Regions from separate parts of the Homo sapiens genome. Here region 2 is linked to region 1. The links are chromatin contacts, found by Hi-C or POLR2A ChIA-PET in ENCODE. All regions are on one chromosome and are shown on one strand. Each heading gives the region's core, a stretch centred on a gene start or an enhancer-like site at or near the end of the contact. The rest is flanking DNA. Distances are from core to core; before and after follow the strand shown.

Region 1 (3,668 bases), core at 86-2,585:
CCTGCCTTTGAACATTGAATTCCAAGTTCTTCAGCTTTGGCACTTGGACTGGCTTCCTCGTTCCTCAGCTTGCAGACAGCCTGGTATGGGACCTCATGATCGTATAAGTTAATACTACTTAACAAACTCATATATATATATATATATATATATATATATATATATATATGAATGTGTTTTATATATATATATATGAATGTGTTTTATATATATATATGAATGTGTTTTTTATATATATATATATATCCTATTACATATCCTTAACAAACTCATATATATATATATATATATATATATATATATATATGAGTTTGTTTTATATATATATATCCTATTAGTTCTGTCCCTCTAGAGAACCCTGACTAACACAGGCACTGATCCATGACTTAATCACTTCCCAAAAGGACTCACCTCTTCATACTATCACATTGGGTATTAGTTCCAACATATGAATTTGAGGGGGACACTAACATTTAGACAATAGCAGGTGGTAAAAAAGACACATTGTCCTCACCTTATGGAGGTTCCCTAAGGGTGGAAGGGATGGAAGATATACAAGGATTAAACAGTTCAAGCTACAGGACAAGGGTTGTCTTAAGAAAGATGGCTTGACTGAGAGAAAGCAAATTGGTGTTCTTCAGTCTTTTCATGGGTGCTAGATACTTCCTTGTTGCCATTTCTGCATTGCCAGAGCCACACACACACACACACAGAACACAATAGACTTTGTACAGCTTCCAGTGCAAAATTAGAAACCAGAGCTCAATATCTAGTTGACAGTGACAATATGGTTATTAGAAAAGCCTAAGTATGACATGTCTTGAATAATCAATGATTGAATCATGTGCCTTTAAGCTTAGCTTATGCCAAATGCCTCCAGGAAAGGTTATTTAAAAAAAAAAAAACTCAGAATGTGCTCACTGGCTTACAGTGATTGAGTTATGCTGTGGGCCATGGTAACTTCTCTGCAGTGCTCAAAATAGATGAAGGGCAGATCAGTCACCCTGGGGAATTTTATCTGCCTCATTTATGCATCCAGAGATGCTGCTTACATAAAGCCGAAATAAGCACAACCAAAAGGCACCAAGGAAGACGAATAAAAGGTGACGATTCAAATAGAAACCAAGAAAACAAGAAAGCAATCAACAGCAAAGATCAGGACCAGTCCCTGTTGTAAAGATCTGAGTAAGAATTCGGCCTGTGAAGATGGTACAGTACCTTTAACTTTCTGATATCTTCTAAGAGGCAGATTTAGAAACCTCTTCCTGGAGAAAGCCACAGCCTCCAGCTGTTCTTGTTCTACACATTCAGGCATGGACCCTTGCCACAGCCTCTCAAGGATTCACACTTCACACTGGCAGAGCACTCTCTCACTCCTCCTGGAGATACTGGCTCCTTCTTGACCTGCAGGCAGAGCACCAGAACCATGTAAAAATGTGACTCAGGCAACTCACAGATAAGCAAAGACCTCCAGGCAGAGCACCAGAAAGTCAATCAAGAACCATGCAAAAATGTGACTCAAGCAACTCAGAGTTAGGCAAAGAAACTGAAAGTTTCAAGAGTTCCCCTTGGCCAAGTTTACACCAAAACATTTTTATTATGCGAGTAGTTTTTAAAGGAAATCATTCATCATAAGTTTGCAGAAAAGGTCTGCTCCTTGTCTCCAGTTGCCTTGGAGATCGTCAAGGGGTGGCTGGAGGTGAATCTAAGAGACTGGAAATTCAGTTCATGGTCAAATCCATCAGTGTTTTAAAACATTCTAAAAAACCCAACAGCACCATCTGTAAGGACTGCATCATTTGCGAAATTTCTTGCTAAATCAGCTGGCCAAATGCAAAGCCAATTGCTTTGGCTTCCGTACAACACCATGCTGCAGCCAGGAAGTATTTTAAGTGGATAATGAGTAGTCTCTTCTCTCAATGAATACGTTCAAATAACATCGACTGCCTGTAATATGCAAAGTTCCTAGTCAAGGCTGCCTTAGGAATTCCTGCCCCTTAACTTAACGCTTTAATCTTTATCAGGGAAAATATCCCTCTTCTCTAGTGATGTTTAAGAAATCAATTCCCTGGCAATGGCCCAATACACTTTCCAGCTCATACACAGACATGTAAAACTGCACACACAGAGAAACACCCAAATGCACACCATTCGTACTAGTTCTGAGATATGCAAGGCTTACACCCTGCATCCAAGAATGGCTGCCAAGTTTTTCCTTTATTTAGTTATAATACCTCCTCTAAAATTATTTGGGGACCCAAAATGGCCTTTTTGTGTGAGGAAACACACATAAGAAATACCTCTCTGCCTTTTTCCCTTGAAAAATATAGTTATCTATGGAAAATCTGTGTGCTCTCTCTCTTTGTCTCTCAGATAAAAGTGGCAAAGCAGATGGAAGCTCCTTCTGTGAAGAAATCAAATTCTATACTCCTTATATCCAACCTCCATTACTCTATTTTTGTCATTTAAGTTATATAGTAGATATGTAATAAATGCTTCATTATTTCACTTATTAAGTTGGCTTCTCCCTCAAGGTACTTTAGAACTTTGGTACCCAACAGCAGCTCTGGGATCATGAGCTTATCAGAAATGCAGACACTCTGGTCCCATCCTAGCCCCCCCTCGAATCAGAATCTGCATTTTAACAAGATTTCTAGGAGATGTGTAAGCACATTAAGGTTTGAGAAGCACTGTTTTGGGACACACCTTGATTCTCTTTTTTTTTTTTTTTTTTTTAGTTTTGGTTTCTTTTTTTAGACTTAGGGAATACAAGTACAGTTTTGTTACATGGATATATTGTGTAGTGGTGAAGTCTGGGCTCTTTGTGTACCCATCACCCAAATACTGTACATTGCACCCAACAGGTAATTTCTCATCCCTCATCCCCACTCCCACCCCACCCTCTTATCTTTTGGAGTTTCCAATATCTATTATTCCACTCTGTATGTTCATTACACCTTGATTTTTACACTGTTACTGTTAGTCTAGTAAGTTCTCTCACTCCGCAAAGATCATGTCTTGCCATGGGGGACACTTTTCTAGAGGATAGTAATTATGAGCTGATGCTTTTGGGCACTAACCATGTGCCAGGAGTGGAGAGGGCACATAGTTAACATGAGAAAGATTTACTCAGTTAGTAAAAGGTGGAGGCAAGTTGGAACTCAATCTGGCATCTGGGTCCATGTTTTCCAGGTGCTGCTTCCCTTATTGGGCCCCTGCAGGGTGCAGAACGGTCCTACTTTCTGCAAGGTGTTTGACGTCCCTGTCTACCACACACTATAACTGCATGATACCTTCAGAATCCTGACAACCTAAGGACTGCCCCCACATTTCCAGACACCCATGTGAGTGGTGCTGATCACACTAAGAACCACAGTGTCTTGTGTTCATGCAGTAATTTTGAGAAATTAGTTTCCTGTGATTTGTTTCTTTCTTCCAGTGTTTAACCAAATAATAAAAATCCTTTAACGTTTTACATGTTATTTTTCACTTCAATAGAAGGCTATCACTATTGAGGGCCTGCTCTATGCAGACTAAAAGATAAGTAAGCTCCTTGCCTCTAGCCACTGACAATCTGGTTAGAGAAATAAGGCCTTAGTAGATGCAATAGCTAAGAAACAATTCAAGACACTATAAGATTAAGTCCAGAAATGACCAGAAAGACCTAG
Region 2 (3,811 bases), core at 337-2,836, 230 kb before region 1:
AAAGCTTCAATATTCCCCACAGAGGCAACTCGACTAACATTGCACAGATTCTGGCTCAGTGTTTTTGTTTTGTTTTGTTTTGTTTTGTTTTGTTTTGTTTTGTTTTGTTTTCTGCACTGGTCTTTATTGCTGTGGAATTTTTCATAGAAATGTGATCACTTTTACCTTCTTAATTAATTCTCCACTGCTTGCTATGACAGTGACCATACTGAGGCATCAAATAATTTAGGTACCAAAGAAGGCATGTCTATCCCTTTTTAAGTTTTTTACTGAGATTATGCCTTAAAAGGGGCACAAATATTTTTTTAAAAACATAAGTAAATAAGAAAAAGGGCATCAGTTAGTTATTATTGTTATGGGAAAGAAGGAAGGAAGGAAAGAGAGAGAGAAAGAAAGAAAAGGAAGTAAAGAAAGAAGGAAGGAAGGAAAAGAAAGAAAGAGAGAGGGAGGGAAGGAGGGTGGAGGAAGAGAAAGGGGAGAGGGAGGGAGGGAGAGGGAAGGAAGGGAGGGAGGGAGGGAAGAAGGGAGAGAGGGAGAGAGGGAGGAAGGGAGAGAAAGAGAGACTTAGAATAGTGTTTGGCACAAAGTTGGTACTCAAGAAATATTAAATGGATGAATGGATTACTTGGGAATCACATAATGAGAGAATGATTTTAAAGTATTTATTTGAAAACCATGTCATGTTACTTTAGCTCTCTTCAGTGTGTTTTATGAGCCATTCTTTAAGAAATAATAAATAGCAGCATTCTGAGTAATGTACAGTTATTTAATGCTATTTCCCTGGTGATGACCTCTCCATTTGGACTACAAGCCAACAATTACAAAGCTCGTTTTACTCACCCTTTGGTGTGAGACAGATTCTTACATGCTGACTTCTAAACAGGTTTCTAGGATCAAATGCACAGTATTTGTTGTGTATACTTACACAGTGGCTCAATTTCTGCCTAAGGCTATGAAAGTCCTCCACAAAGCGTATTTTCTTGCAGCCTTGCAATTGCAGTTGACCAAAAACGTCTTCCATGAAGAAGGACAGAAGCTGTTCTTGAAATTGACAGTTTTTCTAAAAATAAGATACAAGAAATTGCATATGGTAAATTATGAATCGTTTTTTAATGTCCCCCGATCATTACTTAATTACTCTCTGAAAAAAATTTAAATGCAGGGGGAAATAAACATCAAATAAGTGGAAATGTAAAAAAGAAGAAGACTTTCTGACTTACCATAAACTGCTTTTTTGTTTTCTTTTTTAATAATCGTATATTTTTTATGCGGTCTTCCTACAATAATACAAAGAGAAATAAGTTGTATCCAAGATTGTAAATGTCCTTGAGGTCATGATTTTAAGCAGAGCCTAATACTTACTGGAATCGTTGCTTTGAGCCATGCTGCTTTGATATAGAGAGCGTCAACAGCTTGGGACAATGTTCCCCTTGGGTAACAACTTTTGGTGAAGGAAGATTGCTTGTGCTTGGCAATGGCAAGAGACAGAGTGACTAACAGCAACCCACACCTCAAAATGAAATTCACCAGCATTTCCCTTCACCCCACTCAGCGTGTGTCACTCACAGCAGCCCAAGAGATACTAATGCCGGTTAGATGAGAGGATAACCTACTTAATGTAGCCCTCAAAGCCACCAGTCCAATGAGGTGCTGTGAAAGATAATTTACAGTTTATATAGAGGAAGATCACTTTGGTTGTTCTATTTTTTTAAGAGCTTGCTTCATAGTCAAAAAACGCTGATCACACCATCAACTGACATTATTTAAAAGCTCAGCCTTACTGGTAAGATTGCGTTCTCATTTCCAAAAGAATTCAGAATTTCAGTTGCCTATCACAGCAGCTTGCATTATTTTAAAAGGCATGCCAATAAAAACAGGATGATTTCCAGGGGGCTGTGTCATAATTTTTTAAACCCCATGTGAAAAATCTCCTTTTCTAACCAGAATCCCAGAAAAAATTTAACAAGGGGGTAGAAATGGGCAGCCCCAGGAAATCTGCTCACGATTCAAATGGGTCTTGTGTTTATTGCTTGCCACATCCTTCACCCAGCTTCCCCCAGAGGCCATTATTCTGCAGATAGCAGCGAGAACATTTCCAGTGCAGAAACAGTAACTCCCCTTAACATATTCAAGATATGTTTGGAACTGGACCTGGGACTAAGGTCCACAATGTAATAAGTTCTCTGTCATCTCTGTCCAAATTTACCACTCAGACTTTCCTTATAACTCCCAACTTCCAGGAGAGTGCAAATTCCTTGAAGAAAGAGACCGTATATTTTCACCTTTGAATACAGCATCTACCATGGCACCTCATCTAAAGAAGTGCATCCATTATTAATTGAGTAAATACTTTTGTCACATCATGACGTGCTACCATAACTGCTTTATTTTTTAAATTTCTTCCATTCACACATTTTTATTAAAGACTTGCCTACACAAAAACCAGTGCTAGGTATGAGGGAGCCACCAAGGAGGATTCTCCATAAACTCCCATCCTCATTTCTGTCCCAGTTCTTCCTAGACAGTAAATATGGCTCATTCTGGGTAGCAGCCCCAATATAAGAAGAGGGCAGCCCAGAGTCATATTCTGAGAAGCAGAGATAGGTCACTAAAGCCTAGAATGAATAGAGTTAATGTGTATCAGGGATAAGTCAACACTAGAAATCTGGTTGTGAGTTAAGAGAGTCATCAAAACTAGTCAGTCAATAACAAGCATCAGAACCCAAGACTAAATTCCAAATGAAAGCAAGCAGGGCTGTCAAAAAAACAAAAAAAAAACAAAAAAAAAACAAAAAAAAAACAACCAAGAAGAAAAAGGGAAAATAAGAAAAATGCTTGGACTGATGTCTGCTGTTTCAAAACATGAGTGGATCTCTTGGAAGAATCCAAGCCTTATTTCCCCAGGAGCAAGATCACTGGTAACGACACACCCTATCAATTGAGATGAGAACTATTCACAAAAAAACTATAGCAGAAGTCAGCTGACTGGGAGTGCTGAGTGAAGTTCACTGAAATTTTATGAAATTCAGAAAAAGAAAGAAGTCGTTTCAGTTGGGAGTGGCTGAAAGGATGTTTGAACTAGGACATGAAATACACAAAGGGATTTATTTATTTATTTATTTATTTATTTGAGCAGAGGAATGCCTAGTATTATAAGTTCCTTTGGAAAGAAACAGTGTGAACTTGGAGGGATCAAAAGCTCAAATGCCCTTAGAGGGCGAGGATTAATACAAACACACTGGGTGGGTAGATACCAGATAATTGCGGCTAATATGCTTATATGGTCACCAGTCTTAAAGTCTGTCTAATCACATAGCCTGTTAACACACTGTGCTATAAACACAGAGTGCAATAAAAGGATGACACAAAACACCTCCCAGAGCCATATACTGCCGTGAGCAGCCAATTTCAGATCCCTGGTGTGTACCAACAAAACTTGTGGCTAATATTGATAACTCAAGTGGCTAATATTGATAAATTAAGTTGATGTGGGTTCTGGCTATTTTTTAACTTCTGGTAGTTACATTTCCATAAATACCTTACATCCCTCAAATCATCATCACACAAGGAAAATCCATATATAGTCCTAGAATGCCTCTGCTTTGGTTTGCAGCCAACTCAAGAAAACTGTGGCCATTTCTGTATGAATGACCATATCACCCACTGGATCACAGTCATCCTCCATCTTAGTCAGCAAACCTGCCTCATTAGGGTCCTTTGATAAGCAGGAAGATCTGATCTCAAAGAGTAAATAGTGGCCACTAAAAAGGACGTTCAAAACATGGGCCCTGAACACAGTTCCAAAGAGGAG

The links. A loop is a pair of places that touch in the nucleus more often than their neighbours do. ChIA-PET counts read pairs that join two places held with the same protein, here RNA polymerase II (POLR2A). Pooled maps may share reads with other maps.
Region 2: a loop to region 1 is called in a pooled map, with 4 times the contacts of the local background. The contact joins the promoter of IL26 here to the promoter of LINC02384 in region 1. A Hi-C loop is called at or near these places in 1 of 168 maps with a recorded cell type or tissue (naive thymus-derived CD4-positive, alpha-beta T cell), 3 of 37 single-sample maps with no recorded cell type and 5 of 50 pooled maps. POLR2A ChIA-PET finds 5 or more read pairs at or near these places in 2 of 52 experiments (AG04449 and T-cell).

What each region holds. Positions count from the first base shown.
Region 1 is chr12:68,450,149-68,453,816 of GRCh38, forward strand. LINC02384 (long intergenic non-protein coding RNA 2384) reads right to left here and starts at 1,336. Exons shown (of 4, transcript NR_120458.1): 1 at 1,219-1,336. RefSeq lists enhancers at 1,195-1,524, 1,585-1,724.
Region 2 is chr12:68,224,224-68,228,034 of GRCh38, forward strand. It overlaps IL26 (interleukin 26), which reads right to left and starts at 1,587. Exons shown (of 5, transcript NM_018402.2): 1 at 1,363-1,587; 2 at 1,221-1,277; 3 at 926-1,060. The coding sequence starts at 1,533.